Regions from separate parts of the Homo sapiens genome. Here regions 2 and 3 are each linked to region 1. A link is a contact called in ENCODE Hi-C or POLR2A ChIA-PET data. All regions are on one chromosome and are shown on one strand. The core of a region is the stretch at or near the end of the contact, and the rest is flanking DNA. Distances in the headings are between cores, read along the strand shown.

Region 1 (2,986 bases), core at 185-2,684:
CAACTCCTGACGTCGGGTAATCCGCCCACCTCGGCCTCCCAAAGTGCTGGGATTGAAGGCGTAAGTCACCGCGCCTGGCCTTGACCCTAATTATTGACTAAACTATTGCTTCGCTAATTTTTTTTCCTGCCCTTCTGTTTTAACAGCAGTAAAACAGTGTGGTGAAATGTTCAAAAAATCAGTGAATCACAGCCTTCTGAAAATTAATGGGTGTCAGTGAGGTTTGGGAGTTGGATGGAGACAAAGGGAGCGACACCATAACTAACTGGAGATCTTACTAGGTTTTCATTTAATATTCATTTTTTACAATAGACATTGTTTGGAAAAAAGGGTTTAATTCAAAATGTCATTAAGGCACATTATCTTTAATGTTCTAGAAAAAGTTATTTAAAGAAATCCTGGCCATGAAATTAAAATAAATAAATAAATAAAACCAGGCATTCTTTGAAATGTGAATAATAATTTGCTAATTTATATTTAGGATTGTGGATATACTTTTTTTCTTTTACATGTATTCCTGGGGAGGTAAGTGATGCAAATATTTTCCCACTGCCTCAATCAGACTTTAGTTTTTGGGGTCTGGCCTGATATGATGGAATATAAACAGGAAATCAAGATCAGAAGAGCCTGTCCCTGAGAACACTCCTTCACGGGACTCTAGCTCACGCCTGGACCTTCCCAGTGCTTCCATCTGAAGCCCCTGGAGACCCAGGTGGGTTAAGTAGGGTGGCAGGGGGGATGGAGGGGGCGGGGGGCGCGGGGGCGTAAATCCTCCCCCACTGGGGAGGGTGACAGTAACAACTTCCAGATTGTTTACAAAGATACAGGCTCTGCTTCAGGCATTTGACGTGTATTAACTCGGGTAATCATCCCAGTAACTCATGAAATAGTTATATTATTATCTTCACTTCCCAGATAAGCAACGGAGTGAGAGAGATTATAGAAAGTGGAGAAGCGAGTACCTTACTAGTAGCCACTAGGGGTGTCAGTAATATGGCTCAACTTTGTTACGACGGATCAGAAAAATGCTCACCTTTAAGACCGCAAGCAGAGCCTGTCTGGGGAAGCAGGTGACTTATCAACGCCTTTTGAGATAAGGAATAGGACTGCGGGGAGGAGTGTGTGAGAATCAAAGGTGAGTTCCCTGTGTGCGTGGTCGGCGGTCAACTCCTAGCTAGTCCAAGCTTAGAGCCTGCGCATTTGCCCTCCCGGGTCAGAGCCCAAAGCCGAAGGAACAGAACCAGCGCCGGCGGCAGCCACGTGGCCCAGCCTCTGAGCCCTAGCTGCCATCGCGGAGGCTGGGCCCGAGGGGCGGGGCTGGGGAGTGCGGACACCCGGGCCTGGCGGAGTGCGCCTGCGCACGGGGTTGGCCCGGCGGGGGTGGGAACACTAGCAGAGCCGCGTTAAAGGCGCTCCCCGCCCCGCCCGCCGGTCCAGTGCTCGCAGTGCGCAGGCGTGGGGCTCTCTCCTTGTCAGTCGGCGCCGCGTGCGGGCTGGTGGCTCTGTGGCAGCGGCGGCGGCAGGACTCCGGCACTATGAGCGGCTTCAGCACCGAGGAGCGCGCCGCGCCCTTCTCCCTGGAGTACCGAGTCTTCCTCAGTGAGTGTCTGCGGCCCGTGGCCCCTCCGCGCCCGTCCGCCCATTCATTCCCGGGCCTTGCCTCCCCGGGAGGGTGCGGCCCGCGCTCGGCCCCAGGTCTCCGACGCGGGCCCGTCTCCTCGGGCGCGTTGTGGGGCCTGGCCGGCCTCACATTGCATACTTGCCGCCGCCGGTCGGGGCGGCGAGGGTCGCCTCCGGCCATCCCTCCCCGCTGAACGGAGATGGTCCCTTTGTCACGCCTCGGGGTACCCGAACCTGGGCCCAGCTAGTTTTGCAGGTGTCTGGCTCTGACAGGGTCTGTTGGGAAAAGGAAATCACCGACCCACCCTAGAAAGGTGCTTGGAAGTAACATAATTCCCGTAAGAGGATTGCTCAGTTTGGAGAAAAGGCGACTCCGGGCCGGGGGGGGCAGTGACTTCCTAAAGACCTTAATTCCGCCGCCGTAGCTCAGATTATCGGCGCTGAGCGGAGCCAAGTCCACCCCCTCGTTTTACAGACGGGAAAACTGAGGCCCGGATCGGGAGCCGTCTGTGAAGGCGCTGGACCGGTCCTCCGCGGCCCGGTCGTGCTCCTGCCTCTGCGCCGCCTGTTTTCCCTCAGCGCCGATGCTGGGAATGCTCCTTATGAAACAGAAAGCTGTTTCCCTCAAATCAAACAGATGACGTCAGTCTGGAAACAAGACTGAGAAAGTGCCAAGTTTTTACCTTTGCAGGATTCGGCGTCTAGGGGGTACCTACCCCGGGTCCTGCACCTAGGGCTGCACGGGGAAACCGGGAGGCTGCATGCTGGCGCCCTCCACGCTCCTTAGGGCACCACGTTTTTTTGGCCTTGTAGGTGGAGGAAAGCTACTTGGGGTTTTTCTTTATCCTCTTACTCCCCCCACCCCCAGCTACTAGGAGTAGATTATGGGCGATAACGGAGGCGTTCGTAAATGTGTCACCACAGGCGCTTCTATTGTAACCTCTTTACAGTTTTATTTGGAAGGAAATGGGCAGGTGCCTCGAACTCTGAGTTGGTGTATGAAGGAAGGGGAAGCGGGGAGTAGAGGAGACGAATGAATAGGCATTGAAGGAACAAAAAGTAGCCTGGTGCGGGAGGAAAAGGAAAGCGAACTGTAAAGCTTACACATCTAGCCAAAGGTTAACTATCAGGTAAAATCCAGGAAGGGTGAGAACTACCCCCCACTCTCCATTTTATTTAATTTTGCAATTAAGCAGCAAGGACAGTCCAGTAACTTTTGACTAATAATTCATGGGACTGTTTTTCTGGAAATAGTGTTGGCTCCAGAATTTCTCTGTAGGAAAGGCTTACAGAGGTGACTGTCTGGTTTGAAGGTGAGGGGTGGATCTTCAAGCTATATATGCAGAACAAACACACTGCTTTTACT
Region 2 (3,172 bases), core at 661-3,160, 260 kb before region 1:
ATTTTTAGTATATTCACAAAGTTGTGCAACCATCACCGCTGTCTAATTCCAGAACATCAAACTCAAAAAGTTAAACAAAGACTTACCATATGACCAAGCAATCCCACTGCTAAGTATATACCCAAGAGAATAAAAAACAAGTATCCAAACAAATACTTGCACATGAACATTCATAGCAGCCAAACAGCTATTCACAATAGCCAAAAGGTAGAAACAACCCAAATGCCCATCAAATAATAAACGAATAAACAAAGTGCGGCCTATCCATACAATGGAAAGTTACTCAGCCATAAAAGGGAATGGAGTACTGATATTTGCTACAACACAGATGAGCCCTGAACACTATGCTAAGTGAAAAAAGCCAGACACAGAAGGTCACATATTACATGATTCCCCTTACATGAACTATCCAAAATAGGTAAATCCAGAGACAGAATGCAGATCCATGGTTGCCAAGGCTGGGGGAGGGGAAACTGGGAGGGATTACTTAATGGATGGATGGAGTTTTCCTTTTGGGGTGATGAAAATGTTTTGGAACTGAAAATGTTTGTGGTGATGGTTGCAAAACATTGCAAATGTACTGTCACTGAACTGTACACTTTAAAAGGGTTATTTTAATGTCATTTCAAAAAGTAATGAGAGCATCCCCTGGTCATCTGAATAACCATCTCATAAGCAAGCAGTGCCCTACAATTTGAGCCTCAAGTTTGCTCCTGTGTTTACAATCCAGTTCCTTCTCCATGAAGGCCAAATGATATCATCACACACAGCACAAAGAAAGGTTGTGATTCAAATAGGAAAAAAAAAGCAGGTGGGGAGGGAGAACAGAGCCACCCCATAGCCCATGGCAGCCTGGAGGTGCCCAGTTCAAAGGCCCAGCCTCTTAGCAGTCAGGACCATGTGCATGTTGACAGCATCTGTGTGAAGTGAGTAAAGCCCATCTCTGTGCCAAATTCCTGATTCCTACAAGAAGTGGGTTTAGGCTGGGCACAGTGGCTCACGCCTGTAATCCCAGCACTTTGGGAGGCCGAGGCAAGTGGATCACGAAGTCAGGAGATCGAGACCATCCTGGCTAACATGGTGAAACCCCGTCTCTACTAAAAATACAAAAAATTAGCCAGGCGTGGTGGCAGGTGACTGTAGTCCCAGCTACTCAGGAGGCTGAGGCAGAAGAATGGTGTGAACCCAGGAGGCGGAGCTTGCAGTGAGCCCAGATCGCACCATGCCTGGGCGACAGAGCGAGACTCTGTCTCCAAAAAAAAAAGAAGTGGGTTTAAGAGCCACTACAAGCAGATTTCAATAATGCCACTATTCCATGCTTATCTTCAATCAAACAAGCCAGCTTTCCGAGTATCGGGCAATACCCCATTAAAACAGACATTCAGGGATTGCTCACACGTAGTCTAGGCTTAAATGTGAGGTCTGATTACCCCAACCCGTCCCATCAGCCCAACATTATTAGTACTTCCCTATACAACAGGCCCAAGAAACAGAGGCAGGGAACACAGGAGAGGCCCAAGGGCACAGCTCTCTACCATCAACCCAAGGCTGGCAATGTAGGTGCAGTTAACATCCTTCCAATTAAAGTAATTGTTCATTGGAAATGAGTTGGCTTTCTGGTTTTACTACTATTTCCTGTTTTTTTAATAGTTTTGTAAAAACTTTAAGTCTAAGGTGCTTATGCCTGGTCTTATACACATTTCAGTTATATTACAGTAAGAATAATGTCAATCAGCAAGTGAGGGGTTTGTTGTTGTTTTTCAAAAGGGAGTCCTGAGCTCAGGAGTTGAAGACCTGGGCAACACAAGACCTTGTCTCTATTAAAAAAACTTTTAAATTAGCCGGATGTGGTGGCACATGCCTGTGGTCCTAGCTACTCAGGAGACTGAGGAGGGAGGATCACCTGAGCCCAGGAGGTTGAGGCTTCAGTGAGCCGTGATTGCACCACTGCACCCCAGCCTGAGCAACAGAGTGAGACCTTTAAAAAAGAGAGAGAGAGAGAGGGCCAGGCGTGGTGGCTCATGCCTGTAATCCCAGCATTATGGGAGGCCGAGGCAGATGGATCACCTGAGGTCAGGAGTTCAAGACCAGCCTGGCCAACACGGTGAAACCTCATCTCTACTAAAAATACAAAAATTAGCTGGGCATGGTGGCAGGTGCCTGTGATCCCAGCTACTCGGGAAGCTTAGGCAGGAGAATCGCTTGAACCCGGGAGGCGGAGGTTGCCATCAGCCGAGATCACGCCACTATACTCCAGACTGGGCAACAGAGCGAGACTCCATCTCAAGAAAAAAAAGAGAGAGAGAGGGAGTCTACAAAAAACCCATATGTTGTATGATTTCATTTATATGAAATGTCTAGAATTAGCAAATCTATAGAGATACAGAGCATGCTAGCGGGCTGGGGGTGGGGAGTGACTACCAATGGGTACTGGGGTATCTTTTGAGGTTGATGAAAATGTTGTAAAATTAGACTGTGGTGAGACAACAGCTCTTTGAATGTACTAAAAGCTACTAAATGAGTGAATTGTACAGCATGTGAATTAGATCTCAATAGGGCTGTGAATTGGAAGTCCACGTATTACCCACATTTGAGCAGCACTGAGCTGCAGAAAGGGAGACATCCACAAACCCACCTATGCAGAGCTCCCTGCCAGGTCCTCCCCTCCCCCTACAGGATTCCTGAGCCCAGGATGAGACCCCAAGTCACAAGACAACCCCTTCCTGGGTAAGCAAGTGGCTGCCCTGGAACCACCACACAGGATTCCTATCTCCCAGAACCCATGTCTTACAATTAAGGCACTACTTTGTACTGTTAAGTTAGGGAAAACTTAAAAACAATGAAAACAACCAACTTTAGGATGCAGGGGATGGGGTTCATCTACACATCGATGGCAGTGTCAAGGAAAGCAGCATGACATAAGACTCAGAGCACCTGGGACCCCACTGGCTGCAGTCTCATTGGTTGGGGTTGGGGTGGGGCCAGGAGGGTGAAAATCTGAGCCCAGGCAGCCCCTTCCTCAGAGGCCACAGGCATCCCATCCTCCACCCACGTAGGCTGGGCAAGATAGCTATTGGGAGGCCCCTACAGGCTGCCTAAAGAGACTTTGGCAAGGGGCAACTCCCCAAGGGTCCCTCTTCTGTCAACCCAACGAACTGCCCTCTCCTGGGCC
Region 3 (3,116 bases), core at 70-2,569, 350 kb before region 1:
GAAAAATGCCAGGGATAAGCTCTGATTGGGTGTAATTGGCCGGCTGAGTCACATGGCCAGCCCTGGGCCAATGGCAGTGCCAGGACAATGAGATGCACAAATTGGCTCAAGCCTTGGTTCTTGTTCCTGCTGGGGATGGGGAAAATCAGACATGGTTACCAGAAGGATGAATGGAGGCCAGGAGCAACAACAACCCCGTGTCTACTCTATGGACTCAGGTATAAGTGCTTACTTCACATATGATGAAAACCATAGTTCCAGTAAGGGGGAAATGTGGCTATTCCATAAATAATGTAGGCCAGCCTGGTGCAGTGGCACATGCCTGTGGTCCCAGCTACTTGGGAGGCTGAGGCAGGAGGACTGCTTGAGGCCAAGAGGTCAACACCAGCCTGAGCAACATAGCAAGATCCCATCTCTAAAATAATAATAACAAATAATAATAAATGTGGGCCAACTGGATATCCATTTTGGAAAAAAAAAATACACTATCTCATGTCATTCACAAAAGTTTATTCCAGATGAATTAAAGCATTAAACATAAAAGACAACACTGTAGAAATATTCAAAGAAAACATAGGAAAGAGATCTAGAACCTTGGGTAGGGAAGGCTTGCTTACACAAGTCAAAAAACACACCATGTATAAATTGAACAACTTCTCTATGAAAAAATACACTAAAAACGTTACAAGACCTGAGACAAACTGGGAGAAAGAACTGACTGTATATCTATCTACCTACCCACAAAACAAATTATATTAAAATTTTATGCCTGTTAATTAAAAAAAGACAATCTAGCAGAAAAATGGGCATATACATAACAGAATAAATTCAAATGGCCAGTAAACATATGAAAGGATGTTCCAACCTCATTACTAATCTGGAAAAGTCGAGTTAAGGTAAAAATAAAAGACTTTCTTTCTTATCAGATTGGCAAAAATTAAAAGGATTGGCGACCTCAAATGTTAAGGCAGGAATGGGGAAATGGATACTTTCATAAACTGTGAAAGGCTATGAGTGTTTAATTCAGCTTAGATGCCGTCATTTAGTTCAAAGAAAGAATAACAATTACTTTTGAAGGGCAAAGACACTGTGCAGGTTTGTTGATGGTGAGGTGGGCGGATGTGGGAAAAGGAAAGAATAGCCAAGAGGGGGTGCAAAGTGAAACTCAGAAGGCCCATAGATAATCTACCAGTGTGACTCAGAGAACACAAGCCATTTCCCATTCTTGTGGCTGTAGAGGGGAACCTCTTGAAAGTACACAGGGGTTTAAATAACATCAAGTCAGAGAACCACAAGAATTTGACGGAGGGCTTTCAAAGTCATCATGCTTTCCCCTTAGTCTCCTCCCCGAGTCACCCCAGCCTGGGCACTCTTCCAGGATCTACCTTTCTCTCCTCTCAACCTGTCATCGAAAATGGCAGAGAGGATTACCATATCCAGCCCTGAAACAAGCAAGGATTTGGCATCAGACACGGGTATCTCTAGCTGTAAAATAACACCTTGTGGTATTGTTGGAGGGTTGAACGAGATGATGACTGTAAAAGAAACCAGATATAATGCTTGACAAAGTAAGTAATCTAATAAAGGACATCATAAAATAAGCAAAGGTTATTGATCTGAAGCTAGGTCAGCTCCAGCATAGACTGAGACACACAGGAATGGAGAGGACAGGCTCTAAGACAGCATGTATATCTAATGGTATTTTAAAGCTAAAAAATAAATGCAACATATATGATAAAGTTATCATCTTAACAAATCAATAGGAAAGGGGTCAAGTGTGGTGGCTCACCCTGTAATCCCAACACTTTGGGAGACTGAGGTGGGAGAATCACTTGAGCCCAGAAGTTCAAGACAAGCCTGGCCAACATAGTGAGACCCCATCTCTACAAAAAAAAGAAAATTCAAAAATTAGCCGAGTGTGGTGGCATATGCCTATAGTTCCAGCTCTGGAGGCTGAGGTGGGAGAATCACTTGAGCCTAGGAGGTCGAGGGTGCAGTGAGTTATGATTGCACCACTGCACTCTAGCCTGGGTGATAAAGTAAGACCCTGACCCAGAAGCAGCATAGAATTTAAAAAAGAAAAAGAAAAGAAAAGAAAGAGAAAGGGAGAAAGGGAGAAGAAAAGGAGAAAGGCAGAAAGAAAGAAAAAGAGAGAGAGAGAAAGAAAGAAAAAGAGAGAGAGAGAAAGAAAGAAAGAAAGAAAGAAAGAAAGAAAGAAAGAAAGAAAGAAAGAGAGAAAGAGAGAGAGGGAGGGAGAGAGGAAGGAAGCGAGGAAGGAAGCGAGGAAGGGAGGGAGTGAGGGAAAGAGAAGGAGAAAGAGAAAGAGAAAGAAAGAGGAAGGAAGGAAGGAAAGAATGAAAGAAAGAAAAGAAAGAAAGAAGGAAGGAAAGAAAGAAAGAAAAGGAAGAAAGAAGAAAGAACAAAAAGAAAAAAGGAAGAGAAAGAATGAAAGAAAGAAAAAGAGGAGGAAAGAAGGAAGGAAACAATGAAAGAAGGAAGGAAGGAAAGAAAAGAAAGAAAGAAAAGGAAGAAAGAAGAACAAAAAGAAAGAAAGAATGAATGAAAGAAAGAAAGAGAGAGGAAGGAAGGAGAGAAAGAGAGAGAAAGAAAGAAAGAAGGAAAGGAAGGAAGACAAACGCCCAAACAAAAAAGTCAGCAAAGGACATAAACAATTCATAACAGAAAAAAAAATGGCCAAAACACATGAAAAAAATCCAACTTCACTATTAGTTAAAAAGAAATAAAATTGAACAAATATGAGATTCCATTCTGAGTCATAAAACTGTGGGCAGTGCTAGCAAGGCTGGGAAAGAGCATGCCCACTCACTGCTATCTGAGACTCTGAAACAGGGCATTTCTAAAGGACAAACTGAAGGTACACATGGAAAGCCTTCAAAATGAAGCTTCCCTTTGTTTAGGAGATAACCAGAGGTTTGCACTTCCATCCACAGATTTGGAGGCACCAACCCAGATGGCTACAGCCTCCTCCATCCACAGGGAAGATTAAGCAACAGTTCCCTGACCCATGACCACCATCGTGGACAGGACCTGCCCCCTCTCTTGAGATGGCAGCATAGGGCAGGGCAAGAACCAGCTCTTAGTCTGCTGGAACTGTA

The links. A loop is a pair of places that touch in the nucleus more often than their neighbours do. ChIA-PET counts read pairs that join two places held with the same protein, here RNA polymerase II (POLR2A). Pooled maps may share reads with other maps.
Region 2: a loop to region 1 is called in a map of B cell, with 6 times the contacts of the local background. The contact joins the enhancer-like site here to the promoter of PPA1 in region 1. A Hi-C loop is called at or near these places in 1 of 168 maps with a recorded cell type or tissue (B cell), 6 of 37 single-sample maps with no recorded cell type and 5 of 50 pooled maps. POLR2A ChIA-PET finds 5 or more read pairs at or near these places in 1 of 52 experiments (OCI-LY7).
Region 3: a pooled map shows a loop between it and region 1 (11-fold over the local background). The contact joins the enhancer-like site here to the promoter of PPA1 in region 1. A Hi-C loop is called at or near these places in 5 of 37 single-sample maps with no recorded cell type and 12 of 50 pooled maps. POLR2A ChIA-PET finds 5 or more read pairs at or near these places in 2 of 52 experiments (H1 and OCI-LY7).

The regions. Positions count from the first base shown.
Region 1 is chr10:70,231,877-70,234,862 of GRCh38, reverse strand. It overlaps PPA1 (inorganic pyrophosphatase 1), which reads left to right and starts at 1,434. Exons shown (of 11, transcript NM_021129.4): 1 at 1,434-1,599. The coding sequence starts at 1,536. RefSeq lists a silencer at 1,223-1,792.
Region 2 is chr10:70,489,054-70,492,225 of GRCh38, reverse strand. All of the region lies in intron 1 of PALD1 (phosphatase domain containing paladin 1), which reads right to left. Among named protein-coding and RNA genes, the nearest start is that of PALD1, 12 kb to the right of the region's middle. RefSeq lists a silencer at 1,904-2,003. Within about 2 kb of position 1,910, at least 2 of the 41 ENCODE cell types and tissues checked have a DNase peak (open chromatin) inside an H3K27ac peak, as active enhancers do; they include B cell and OCI-LY7, where a contact is called at or near this core.
Region 3 is chr10:70,576,679-70,579,794 of GRCh38, reverse strand. No RefSeq gene overlaps it. Among named protein-coding and RNA genes, the nearest start is that of PRF1, 25 kb to the left of the region's middle. Within about 2 kb of position 1,319, at least 8 of the 41 ENCODE cell types and tissues checked have a DNase peak (open chromatin) inside an H3K27ac peak, as active enhancers do; they include OCI-LY7, where a contact is called at or near this core.